3 separate regions of the Mus musculus genome follow, and all the other regions are linked to region 2. The links are chromatin contacts, found by Hi-C or POLR2A ChIA-PET in ENCODE. All regions are on one chromosome and are shown on one strand. Each heading gives the region's core, a stretch centred on a gene start or an enhancer-like site at or near the end of the contact. The rest is flanking DNA. Distances are from core to core; before and after follow the strand shown.

Region 1 (4,597 bases), core at 1,690-4,189, 99 kb before region 2:
CTGAACATTGTCTGCTCCAAGGCCCTGAAGGGAAGGCCTTTGGCCTTAGGCAGGTCTGGCCCCACCCAGACACTTCCCTCCTCTCATGATTCCCTGCCCACCCCCATGACTTCTCGGCAGCAGGAAACAATGAATGGGGGGTTGAGGGTGGAGGCCAGTTGCATCACAGCATCGTGACCGACTTCCCCAGTCAACCAAGCCAGAGAGGCCAGGTCTCTTCTCCAGAGAACAGCCTAGAGGGTTAAAGGGGACTGTACCCACCTGCCTGGGGGCAGCTCAGACAGGTCTCTAGGCCTACAGCATTGGTGAAAGCAAGGCTTGAACTCCATTTCCTAAAGCCCCTCCTATAATCTCAATTCTGAGCCCCTGTCATGGCCGTTTCCCCTCTCCCTACGAATGCCTTCTTGCCCCCCCCCCCTCATACAACTGAGGACCCTTATCATCTGTGACAGCCTTCCAACTGTGGCTGGCAATCTACAGGACAATCGTTTAGCAGTTATCACCACTTTGTGTTGACTTTTCTTCATATAAAGTATTTATCTGAGACAGTATGCAGCTAGATAGCCCAGGCTGACCTAGAGTTCACAGCCATCCTGCTGCCTTAACCTCCCAAGTGCTGGCTTCAATGTTTTTATTTAAGTTTTCTAATTATTTTGTCTTAAAAACTGGACTGACTCTCAGAACAGGGCTGCTGTTCCCTACTGTGCAGGCGAGGCCTCCAGCACAGGTCCCTCCTGGGTGTGCTGATTATAACGTCTGAGTTACAAAACCAGCAGTCTCCCAAGGGAAGCTTCCAAGGAGAACACACAGACTCACAGACACTCACAGACAGACACACACACACACACACACACACACACACACACAGATTGACAAAGGTGGGGGAAGGGAGGGAATCCAGTTCAAGCTGGGGCTTGCTGGCTTCCTTGTTCCAGGCCCTTCAGCATGGCTATGCTTTTCTGAATAGTCTTGTGCATAGGAAGACACTGAGCAGGATGAAAGCAGAAGACTCCCAGGTCTAGGAAGCTGGAGGTCTGGATGGCTGGATGTAGGAGGGGGTCTTGGGCATGATGAATCCCACCTGAATTTTCTAAGAGCTTGGCCGCAGTGGCTGGGGCCCACAGCATCATTCATTTTCCAATCTTACTCCAAATGTTGAGAGCTAGTTTAAACTGAGGCAGACTCTCCTTCCTGAGCATCCCCCCTCGTTTTTTGTTTGTTTTTGTTTTTTTTTTTTGTTTTTCGCGACAGGGTTTCTCTGTGTAGCCCTGTCTGTCCTGGAACTCACTCTGTAGACCAGGCTGGCCTCGAACTCAGAAATCTGCCTGCCTCTGCCTCCTGAGTGCTGGGATTAAAGGCGTGCGCCACCACGCGGGGAGGGGGGGGGGCGGCTCGTTTTTGTCAGAAGAAAAAAGTGCTGAGAACAAGATACAGCAGAAGATCCACATGTAGTCTTGTCTCCTGGGGACAAGGACACCAAAAAAAACAAAAAAGTCCAATGGCAGATCTCTTAGGGAATAATGTTTTACCACCCCTCTCCTGGGCTCAGGCCCTCCTACACGTTTGGAGCTAATAGCTAACTAGGAGTTAGAGCAGAGAAGGGATGTGCCTGGCCTCAGGAAAGCAGGGTACCCACTGGCCAGAGGGCAAAGGCTCTAGCCTGGAGCCAAGTTGGAAGAGGACAAATCCAGGCTCCAAGAACTATTTCCTGGACTGTTTTGTTTCTTAACATACTGAGATTAAAAGAAATTCTTGGCCTCACCTTAGGTATATAAATCTGTATATCCTCCATAAAGGTTATGTTCCCTGGAGGCTTTGGAAGGGCCAGCCTACCTTTGTGGGTAGAGTTGGACTTCCGGAGCCAGGGTGGATCTATCCCTCCCCTGCTTCCTGCAGCACTGGGTGGGTGGGTGGTGTGTGTGTGTGTGTGTGTGTGCACACGGCTGTGTTTGTTGCACCAAGACACAAATCCCTACCTCAGTCGTGTGTGTGTGTGTGTGTGTGTGTGTGTTTTGCATCAAGACACAAATCCCTCAGTCCCCCACCACCCCGAAGTCCCCAAAGGTCTGGTTATCCTCGAGCCCCTTCCCCATCCTCTGCTATCAGAATCGCAACATCCTGCTGGAAGCCGTCTTCCCTTCCTTCTACCCCCACCTCCCCAACACCAAGGCCCTTACACCCAGGGCACAGCGCCCAGCACAGGGCCTCAGGCCCCGATCCAGCGGCCTGGAGGCGGGTCCCAAAGTTGGGCGAGCCAGCGCCGGCCTGGGAGCGCTCTTTCCTGGAAGACATTTTGGCTCTTTGTTTACATTCGCGGCGCGCCGCTCCCCGGCAACATGGCTGTCACCGGCGCGGCTGACAGCGACCCTGCCGCACCGAGCGCCCCCTCCGCGGCCCTGGGGAACACTTACCATCTGCGGGTGGTGGTGGCTGTTGGGAATGTTGCTTTCTTGAAAGAACGTGCTTAGGGCGGTCTGCGGACAAAATACGGGACGCAGCGGCGTGAGCGAGGCCTGGCCGCCCCGGCCCCCCCCCCCCCCGCCGCGGCCCCCCTACGCGGCCCCCGGCTCCCACGCGCGCTCCCGACCCCGGCCCGGTGCACACCTCGAACTGCCAGTGCGCCGCTTGCAGCAGCTGCTGCGCCTGATCGGCCGCGCAGCCCGCGGCCAGCACGAACTGGTTGATCATGACCTGGTGCCGCAGCTCGTCCGTGTTCACCGACATGGCGCTGGGCGGCCGCCCCGGGCTCACGCTCGCAGCTCCGCCGCCGCCCGGCGAATGTTGTGGTTCGGCTCGCGCGGCCGCGCCGACGCCGCAAACAACAGCGCGGGGCGGGGCCGCCAGGCCCAACGTTCGGGGGCCGTGAGCCGACGCCGCTGATTGGCCCACGCGCAGCCCAGCCAGCCGCCGGCTCCCACACGGACGTTCGATTCGAATCCTGCGGCGGGCCCGGCCGCTCTGTTTCTCTCCTCGCCTGGCCGCGCCCATTGGCGGAGTCGGTGCCGCGGGGGCACCCCGGCATTGGCCAGCCTCCGTGTTTTGGCTCCTCCGAGTTGGTGGTTGGCTGGGGCCGCCATCGGGAGGCGGGGCGTGATGCGCTGATTGGCCTACCGTAGGCCTGTTTGAACTCAACTCGAAAACCCTGACCGCGTTCTGATTGGTGGAGGTCATCAGTGTTTGCTGTTGTAGGCGTGGGGGTGGTGCTGGCCAAGTTCATTCATTACTTCATTGAAACTGAACATGCTCAGCTGGAAAAGCAAGACGGAGTGGCTTTGACTCATTTCCTCTGAAAGATGTGGTCATCTCGAGAAACAGAACGATCAAAATAGAAAACACACAGAACCTTCGCAGCTACTCGACTCTCAAGAGTATTTAAATTTTTAAATAGCTTCTAAACAGTCTCTCTTAAAAAAAAAAGAAAAGAAAAAGAAAACTTTTGAAACATGGCAGACAGATCCTGGGTTCAATTTCTTAACACCACAAAACAAAACAAAACAAAACAACACAAAAGAACCAGGCGTAGTGACCACATGGTTTTAATTTCAGGGCTCAGTGGGAGGTAGAGGCATTCGGATAGCTCTGAGTTCGAGGCCAGTCTTGCCTACATGGTGAGTTAGTTCCAGGACAGCCAGCAGGGCTACATAGAGAAACTCTCCAAACACACACACACACACACACACACACACACACACACACACACACACACACACGGGGGTGGGGGGGAATAGCCAGTGCCAGGGCATGCTTTGCATAATCCAGCCTCGGGGTTTAAAAACCTTATGCTTTAAAAAAAAAAAAAAAAAAAAAAGTACCTGTTTTCAGCATGAAGACATTTTCTTTGTCATTATTCCCTGATCAAGAGGACATTGATACATCTATTCACATGAAACTTACATTGTATTGGGTATTAAAGTGACCTAAAGATGATTTAAGGTACACAAGATGGTGAAGTTGGCTGGTAGGAAAAAATGACACATGGTATAAGAGCCCCACTTATCCAAGGATTCTAGACCATGGGGAGCGGGCAGGAACTGTTTCCACCCTGATCTGGAGGATCGGATTGGGAATTTACTGTGAAGGCTCCTGTTTCAGGAAGACATATACTGTTTTTCATCAGAACTAATTACAGCGAAGGTTCTAACTAGTTAGGGTGTGCAGAACAGAAGGACAGAACAGAAGAAAGCAAACCTCACTTCTATTTCTTTGCCAGTGAAGGCAGAGGCAGTGAGAGTCGCTTTCCATGGTGTGGGTGTAAAACCAGACTGGGGTTGACAAACTTGGCAGCAAGCGCCTTTACTCACTGAACTCTTTTTATTTTACCTAAAAGGACTAAATGTTCTCTTTAAGAGAACTTGCCCGTTTTTTAGAAAGTATCTAGCTAAGAATAAGGTTACAACTGATGTTTGCACACCAATGAATGCACAGCTGGCTGGAGAGCTCTCCTAGCCTACCAGAAGCCCCGGCTACCTCCCCAGCTCCACAAGAAGAGAACAAAAAGCTTTGGGCGCAAGGATGAGTTAATCTTGTTTCTTTTGTCTTCTGTTTTGTTTGTTTGTTTTGAAGGGGTAGGAGTACTATAATTATCTTTAGATATCCC
Region 2 (4,360 bases), core at 1,617-4,116:
ACCGAACTATTGGTTGGAAGCCAGATCTAACAGAGTTGGTCTCCTGCACCTCCGGTGTCCACAGTTAGGAAGATACCCCTTGCAAGGCCTGTCCTCCTCCAGTGCAGTCAGGAAGGCCTACTGGGCCACTTCCCTGCAGTGCTTGGGCAGGCTCTTCCCATATCGTCACTACAGCCACTGAGGGGGTCTTGAACCCAGCTAACCACTTCTCTGCCCTCTTTGTAATAGCTGAAGAACTAGGCTAAGAGCTGAGGCCCAGTGGTTCTCAAACTGGTGCACAGGAACACCAAAGGAATGGTGGAGGCTCTGGGGCCAGAGGATTAGGAGACCTCCCTACCCTAGTGCATTCCTCCCCTGCCTTTCAGATGGGATAGATGAGAGGTGGGCTCACCAGTGCTGAGAGATGCTGTCAGGTTAGCACTCAAAGCCATAGCAGCAAGCTGGCAGGAAATTGTTGGGTTCAGTGGGTTTTAACATGGCTCTAAAGTAGATGCCTATCTAGTGGCTTTTGGAACAGAAAGTCGTTCAGCGGAACATGAGATGGTTTGGGGATCAAGATTAGTGACAGTCACTTATGAGGGTGCGATACGAGGAGCTTTAGACTTGCAAGTGTGTTCTTTGAAAGGCTTTCCCCAAAATGCCAGTGCCCAGGATCCTGAGGGGAGGTCGGGGGTGGAGAGTCCGGCTGCAAACTTGCCATGTGGCTGGGAATGACCTTGAACTTCGGGTTTTCCTGCCGGTACTGCCCAAGAGTTAGGATCACAGGCCTGCACCACCGCACAGCTCTCCTTTCCATGGTAATCCCACTGTTAGGGGCTCTGCTGCGCTGCGGGACGTGGGACAGGCTGAGCTTCAGATCCCATGTTGCCCCTTCTGAACACCCTGCTTCCCGTCTTTTACTTCCTCAGCATCCCGAGGGCCCCTCCCTCCCACACTTAAGGTTTACACCAGTGTAGGCTGAGCAATATCCACACCTCCTCAAAAACCAGAACAGAAACAACAGGGAAGTTCCCTGAGCCTGGGACGGCTGCACGGCTGCACGTAGCCCTTCTCCCCTGGCAGGCAGTAGGTAAGCGGTGTTCACAGTGTGGTGTGACCTGGGAGGAGGGGAAGAAGCTGAGATGAAGGAGATTCGGGTAAACAGTAGCCACAGTGGCCAGGAACCCTCGAAAAAGCCATTATAATCAGCCCTTCCGTCTCCCTTCACAAGTGCTCAGCCTGAATTCCATAATCCAGGCACCCAGGTTAGCATACCCTTTGCTCTGCCTTGCTCATTCCGCCCCTCACTCTGCCCTTTTACTTCTTGGCAAGCAGAAATAGCCCATTCACAGGGTGGCCCACTGTCAGCTGCCACACAACCCAGTCCATTTGGGAACCATCCCTTTCTTGGGGCTCAAATGTACAGAGTCAGGCATGTTCTCCTGGTGCCGTTGGCTCCTCATCACACAGTATCTGCACCTTTCCATGCTTGGTACTGCCCAGATCTTGGCCTCCTCAAAGAGCCTTTTTGCTTTACCTAATTTCATCCCACCAGAGTGTCTATCCCCTGTGACATCTGCCAGGCACAGACTCAAACCCTAAGCCATCCATCCCACTGGGGAACTAGTCCTGTCCATCTGGTGTTGGCGTGCTGGCTGCACACTTTGTTTTAGGGCCTGAACACCTGTGTGTATGTGTGTGTGTATGTGTGTGTGTGCGTGCGTGTGCTCTGTATGTGCCATCTGTGTACCCCTCACATTCATGGAGTACACTTATAGGCACATTACAGTGGGGACATCAAGATGCAATATTTATGGATTGCTGCATGATTCTTAAAAGTGAATAAAACTGTTTACAGGGGCAAGGGAGCCATTAATTACAACGTGAATTCGTTTGTGAACGTATTCGTTTCAGTCAGTGGCTCAGGCTCTTTTTAGTATTTCTGCAGACCTGGGTACAAGGCCAGCTCCATTCCTGACTGCCCTACCTGCTTCTGCATCTGCCTTAAACCCGATCACTTCCAATCCTGCAGCTCGTCAATTATTAAAGAACCCCAAAGCTGATGGCAATAGGGAAAGCTAGGGCCCAGAATCCCTTATGCTTAGTAGTTCCCATCACTTAACCAGTTCCTGGCTAAATCAGTAGAACAAATGACCTCTTTGAGAATCTTGCAGGCCCAGGGCTTTTCTGTTTTTTGCCGGCTGGCTCTGCTTCCTAGACTGTCTGAAAGGGCAGCACCTCCGCAGATGCCCCTGGAATGCCAGCTTCCGGGAACTTGAGCAGGGTGAGTGGGCGAGCTGCTTACCGGGAGACGCTGGGTTACCCTACCCGCCTCGGTGTGTCTGCGAGCTGTGTGGCCGTTTCTGCGGATTATAAGCGACAGGTGGCATCAGAGAGTCAAACTTGCCTGTGGGCACCAGAGAAGACACTCGGGGACCAGGGAAAGGCCCCAGAAACCAGACAAAGGCCACTGGCAGCCCGGTGAGGGCAAAGACTTCAAGGGCACGGTTCCCCGAGACTTGGTCTGCAGAATCCGGGGCTGGGTCCCCTCAGCGGTCAAACCCGACGCGTTGGGGGAGGGGTTCCCGGGGCCTCGAGCGGGAGCCGAGCACCCGCCGTGAGACCCAGCGCGGGGCCCTCGGGCGGGAATGCACAGAGTCGGATCTCGGTGGCGGGTAGGGGGCTGGGTGGCGCGGGAGAGGGCGGCAGAACCAGAGAGTTCCAGAGAGTTGCCGCCAGAGGAGCTGCAAGGGCCCGCGGTCTCCTTGGAGACGTACTGGCCAATGACAGCAGCGGAAGCTGTTTATGGGGGCGGGGCGTCGCCATGGCAGCAGAAGAAGCCTTCCGAGCGTCTACTTAATGCCGGTCCCCGGGCCGTCGGCGCTCAGAGAAGCGCCGTCGGGCGAGGGGGGGGGGCGCGAAGAGGGGCGCCAGCACAGCCCTCGAGCTGGGGACAGAGAACCGCGGGAGGTGGGAGGAACTTCTTCCAGAACCTTCCTCTGGCTGGCTGCGCTCTGAGCCAGGTAAGGGACTGGGAGGGCTGTGGACCACGGGATGGGAGGGCGTCGGGACCTGCTGGCTATCCAGTCCATCGGTCGCCCACAGAAGTAGTGGGGCCACGAAAATGAAATCTGAGGAGTTCGGGAGATCGCTTCCTGCTCCTCCATAACTCGGTCCTGTGACCTTCCTTTCCCGAGACCCTTCATCCTAACACCTCTTTTCAAGGATCAGATGACCTACTTTGCCCCAGCCGCGTCGTACTGACCCCCCTGGACTATTGGGATGTGATCTTAGTTTCCCACTCTTTGGGGAAAAGAGTTAGTTTGGGCCTTCCTACCCTCTTCCCTCATTGTGGCCAACAAACCCTTCAAGGGCAGATGGAGAGAGGTGGAGACGCAGGATCAGACCAGGGTCCTGTGTTTCCCTGACCTCGCCACAGGCTGCGGGGATGAATGTGAGGGGCTCCCCCCCTAAGGCGCCTCTTTCCTCTCGGGGTAGGGGAAGAGTGTTCAGTTCCGTGGTGCTCCCGCAGGCCTCACATTCGTGTTCGGAGGAGGCGACCCCCTGGGTCGCAGAATGGAAGTGAGTGTTCTGGAGACTGTGTAACTGGAGTCTGGGTTACCAGCGGGCCAGAGAGCGCGGCGGGCCACTCCGGCTCAGCCTGTGGATGTTGACCGCCCCTTCGGAGAGTCCCCGCAGACATGGCGGAGAGCTGGCTGCGCCTCTGCGGAGCGGGTCCCGGAGAGGAAGCCGGGCCGGAGGGCGGCATGGAGGAGCCGGACGCCCTGGATGACAGCCTGACCAGCCTGCAATGGCTGCAGGAATTCTCCATTCTCAACGCCAAGGCTCCCACTCTTCCCCCAGGAGGCACAGACCCCCACGGCTACCACCAAGTGCCGGGCTTGGTGGCGCCCGGGTCACCGCTGGCGGCAGACCCTGCCTGCCTTGGGCAGCCGCACACACCCGGCAAGCCCACATCGTCGTGCACATCTCGAAGCGCGCCCCCGGGGCTGCAGGCCCCGCCCCCTGACGACGTGGACTATGCCACCAACCCACACGTGAAGCCACCCTACTCCTATGCCACTCTCATCTGCATGGCCATGCAAGCCAGCAAGGCCACCAAGATCACTCTGTCGGCCATCTACAAGTGGATCACGGACAACTTCTGCTACTTCCGCCATGCAGACCCCACCTGGCAGGTAGGGGGAGGAGAGGTGCGGGTGGTGGCCACTCCCTCCTCACGACCTCCTTCTGGCACTTAGCCAGGCTCGCATACCAGATCTGCAAGGCCAAGGAGACACCTGGCTGTGAGGTCAGGCCTCATGAGAGGCCTGACCACTCTGCCAGGTTCTGAAACTGCTCCCTTGTCTGGAGCCAAGGC
Region 3 (4,337 bases), core at 9-2,508, 78 kb before region 2:
TGCAAGTTGTCCTTTGACCTCTAAAATCACCTGGCGATACAGGAGAGGAACCCCCCCCTGCCAACACACAAATAAAATGTTAACATCAACAACAAAACTTAAACCACACCAACCCCTGCAAACCACACACACACACACACACACACACACACACACACACACGGGGGGGGGCGGGGGGGTGAGAGAAGAGAAGAGAAGAGAAGAGAAGAGAAGAGAAGAGAAGAGAAGAGATCAGGAGACAGACAGATCTACAAAACAGTTTTACAAACCTAAAGAAGGGAATCAGTCACCCCAAACTACTGTGTATGTTGTTGAAAGTTGACGTCATGCTGAAACAGTTCGGAACCTTGATCAGTCTCCCCCCAGAGAAACAAAAACAAAACAAAAAAATCCCCAAAACCTCATCATACCCACAAATACATAAATGTCTGTAATTAACTGAGCAATGACGTCTTCTGCCTGCCCACTGTGTGTGTGTGTGTGTGTGTGTGTGTGTGTGTGTGTGTGTGTAGGGAAGTCCTAGATCTGCCCTATCAAATTCCCTTTTTGATTCGAGGACTGTTCACTGATAGGCCACACAAGGCTCTTTCCAGTGTCTCCAGAGAACAGTTCACAAGGGACAGGCTCAGAGTGACTATCTTGAGTTAATGCCTACCAATCCAAACCCTAAAGGCTACCCGAGCTGTCCCAGGAAGGAGGTTACAAACAGCATTTACGGAGGGATGGCCACATCTTAGCTGACCATCCCAACATCCCCTATGCAGTCTTGGTGACATTTGGGATGTGAGGTTGGCAGAGCACTTGGGGTTCAGGCGGTAGGGGCATGAGGGATGTGGATGCTCGCCCCTGGGCTATGACCTCGACAGACGCGGAGGAGGCGGGGCTCTGGCTGCCAGGGCGGGGCGGCTCGCTGTGGGATTCAGGGACAAAGACGCGCGAGCTCGAGGCAGGCCTCCCCGGTGCCACGGGGGAGGCGCACCCGGAGCAATAATCCCACCGGGACACCGCTCGGGTGCGGCGGGGACCATGCTTCTTCCACCCGCCGTGGCCGAGCAGCTCCGGGAGACTCAGACCCTTGCCCGTCGCTGCCGCCGAGCCCCAGGCCGCATCCGCGCCGCAACCTCCGCGCGAAGCACGCGCCGCGGGCGCCCACCGCAGCTCGTTTCCTATTGGCTGGCCGGCCCGCGGGCGCTCCCGCCCCGCCGTCCCATTGGCTGAGGCCGCCGCGGTCCCCCCGCGCGCTAGCCGCCGCTGACATCACGCGGTCTGAGGCGGCGGCGGCGCCCCCGGGCTCAGCCCCGCAGCCCCCTCAGGCAGAGGCGCCGCCGCGGTGCCCGGCGGAGGATGGTGCGCGCCGTGCGGGCCGCTCCCCGCAGCCTCAGCCGCAGCAGCGCCTCAGCCGAGCGGGCCGCGGCGGGCAGCCGACCCCCGCACCGGGCGTGCGGCCGGCCGGCGCGCTGAGGCTCGGACGCCGGAGCCCGGGCGACGCCGCGATCGCAGCGGCCATGGGGGCCCTGACGAGCCGGCAGCACGCGGGCGTGGAGGAGGTGGACATCCCGTCCAATTCCGTGTACCGCTACCCGCCCAAGTCCGGTGAGGGCCGGGCGCGCGCCACGGGCCGGGCGGAGGGGAGGCCGCGCGTCGGATGCTGCGGGCGGGCAACGCGGTGGCCCGGGCGGCCCCGAGTCGGCCGCGGAGCGGGGGAGGTCTTCGGGATGCAGGGCGGGGGGCGCTCCCCATCCCGGGCCTCGGCGACGCCACGCGGAGGACTGCAGGTGCCTGCAGGGTCACCGAGGTCACCGCTCGCGTCCTCCGTGGTAATCTGCTCTGCGACAGGGACGCGCGCCGCCGGGGATGCGGCGTTGCAGCGGCTGCGGGTTGGAGAGGCATCCCTGACAGGCACCTGTGCCAGGTGTTGTCCCCGGGCTGTCGCATCCATGTCCCTTGGGACAGCTAGAAGTGCGTTTCTGCGAGCGTGAGGAGTAGTGCGGGAGGACGAACTTGCTTAAGCAGTTCTTCGCTTTTCTGGAGACTATCAGGGCGGGGATTGGGGGAGAAACTAAGTTAACAGAGATGTGTAGGAATCTGACAAGAGTCACTTGGATTGCCCCTTTCCTAGTTTCTGTCAAGGAGATGGCTGGAGACAGAGCAAAAGTGTTTTCTGTCGTACACTGTCACTTGAAACAGTCAATGCCTCCATCAGCATCAGCATTGCAGGAGAGTTTTGACAGCAGATGAGAAAGTAGTCCACTTGAGTGAGGACTGCTGTTCAAGCTGCTGGCGAGTGACCCAGCTACATGTCCTTTATCATCACCTTTATCTAAAAAAAATTTTTTTTTGCTTGCTGATCTCAAGACCCCCGGGACTCGTGTCTACCACCTTCCCTCTGGCTTGAGGACCTGGTGTGGATTTTGATGCGGGAGTAGTGAGTGAGGTGTCAGAATTGGACAGGGTCCCATTCTCTCTTGGTAGAATAAAGACATGCTAATGAGTCGAGCTGATTTCTCAGCAGTACATCCAGTTTCTGCCAGGTGGAAGCTGGGACCAGACAATGAACCTGCCTCCCTGCGGAGTGAGTGCCAGTAGCTCCCTGTCTTGCTGCTTTTGTGCCAGAGAATGAGTCCTAGCAGAAATGAGTGAGAACCACTTTAGAGAGGTCTGACATTAAGCAGCGATTGTTAGTGTTTTTAATAAACCTCTTGCTAATAATGACCGCATGGTTACTTTTATCTATTAAAATTGCATCTTGGTGCCCTGAAGGCTGAGGCAGGATTGTTAAATTTGGGGTCAGCCTGGGCTACACAGTGAGACTGTCTCAAACAAAATAAAACCAATACAACAACAAAAAGGAGGCTGATCTAGCCCCGCTCCCCAGCCATAGGATTACAAATGTGAGCCACTATACCCAACTAGCATTTTGTTCTTTTAAAAACACAAATATGAAGCCAGGTGTGGTGGTGCACGCCTTAATCCCAGCACTTGGGAGGCAAGTATGTATATATCTCTCTGTGAGTTCAAGGCCAGCCTGATCTACAAACCGAGTTCTAGCCAGGGCGGTTATACAGAGAAACCCTGCCTAAAAAAAAAAACTAAAAAGCACAGCAGCAGTTGGGTTTTTCCTCTTAAGTGCCTTAGCCTTTTATCGATCAGAAGATAGAGCATGCTTTGCTGAGCTTGGAGTTTGTGAGAGAGTCCGCTGCCTCAGGAGAATATTTACCCTTCCTCCACTTAATCCTCTTGCCTTAGCCTCCCCTTCCAAACAGGAGGATTACAAGGTGAGCTGCCACATCTGGCTCCAAAGCCTTTCTTAACTAACACATTTAGTATTTAACAATTCAAAAATGCTCCCCACTCTGCCAATCTCTGAAATGTTTTACCTAATTTTAACTCATTTTTACTTCTTCATTTTTTAGTGTTGTTTTTGAAACAGGGTCTTATTTAGCACTGGGTGGCCTCAGAGTGATTTTTGTAGCCAAGGATGTCTGCAAATTATCAACTAGGCAAGTTGATAATCTAGAATGTAACCATAGTAGCTTCCTCTTAAAAAGAATCTATTTTTTTTTAATTATGTGTGAATGTGTGTGGCTGCAGCGGCATTGGACTCTTTGGAGCTGCAGTTATAGGCATGTATGCAATTGTGAGCTACTGAGTGTGGGAGCTGGCAACTAAACTACTTGTGTCCTCTGCAAGAGCAGCATGGGCTCTTAACTAGCGGCTCCCTCTTTTAATCTCTCTCTCTCTCTCTTTTTTTTTTTTTTTTTTTTTTTTTTTTTTTTTTTTGGTTTTTTGAGACAGGGTTTCTCTGTATAGCCCTGGCTGTCCTGGAACTCACTTTGTAGACCAGGCTGGCCTCGAACTGAGAAATCCGCCTGCCTCTGCCTCCTGAGTGCTGGGATTAAAGGCGTGCGCCACCACGCCCGGCTTAATCTCTCTCTTAATTTGTCTGTCTTCCTTCCTTCCTTCCTTCCTTTCTTTCTTTCTTTCTTTCTTTCTTTCTTTCTTTCTTTCTTTCTCTTTCTCCTTTTTTTTTGAGTCACCATCTTACTATTATCTTATCAGGAACTATTGAGATCTCTGCCTTGGGCTCTGAAGTGATAAGGATTTCAGGTGTAATACAGTGTTTGGCTGTTTAATTAGTCTTGCTAAGCTAGAATTTTTAATTGTTGCAAGAGTGCTGGAATACATTTAAAAATGAATAACTATACAGTCTTAAAATAATCACTATTTAAAAATTACACTTCGGGTTGGAGAGGTGTCTCAGTGGTTAAGAGCACTGATTGCTCTTCCAGAGGTCCTGAGTTCAAATCCCAGCAACCACATGGTGGCTCACAACCGTC

Evidence for each region. A loop is a pair of places that touch in the nucleus more often than their neighbours do. ChIA-PET counts read pairs that join two places held with the same protein, here RNA polymerase II (POLR2A).
Region 1: POLR2A ChIA-PET joins it to region 2 with 11 read pairs in Patski. The contact joins the promoter of Ubald2 here to the promoter of Foxj1 in region 2. A Hi-C loop is called at or near these places in 2 of 37 maps with a recorded cell type or tissue (T-helper 17 cell and mouse trophoblast stem cell). POLR2A ChIA-PET finds 5 or more read pairs at or near these places in 3 of 5 experiments (Patski and embryonic stem cell).
Region 3: POLR2A ChIA-PET joins it to region 2 with 10 read pairs in Patski. The contact joins the promoter of Rnf157 here to the promoter of Foxj1 in region 2. POLR2A ChIA-PET finds 5 or more read pairs at or near these places in 3 of 5 experiments (Patski and embryonic stem cell).

What each region holds. Positions count from the first base shown.
Region 1 is chr11:116,432,436-116,437,032 of GRCm38, reverse strand. Ubald2 (UBA-like domain containing 2) reads right to left here and starts at 2,939. Exons shown (of 3, transcript NM_176902.3): 1 at 2,605-2,939; 2 at 2,412-2,474. The coding sequence starts at 2,724.
Region 2 is chr11:116,333,860-116,338,219 of GRCm38, reverse strand. It overlaps Foxj1 (forkhead box J1), which reads left to right and starts at 2,866. Exons shown (of 3, transcript NM_008240.3): 1 at 2,866-3,002; 2 at 3,512-4,178. The coding sequence starts at 3,681. It overlaps Rnf157 (ring finger protein 157), which reads left to right. Exons shown (of 19, transcript NM_027258.1): 19 at 1-1,875.
Region 3 is chr11:116,409,953-116,414,289 of GRCm38, reverse strand. Rnf157 (ring finger protein 157) reads left to right here and starts at 1,258. Exons shown (of 19, transcript NM_027258.1): 1 at 1,258-1,593. The coding sequence starts at 1,506.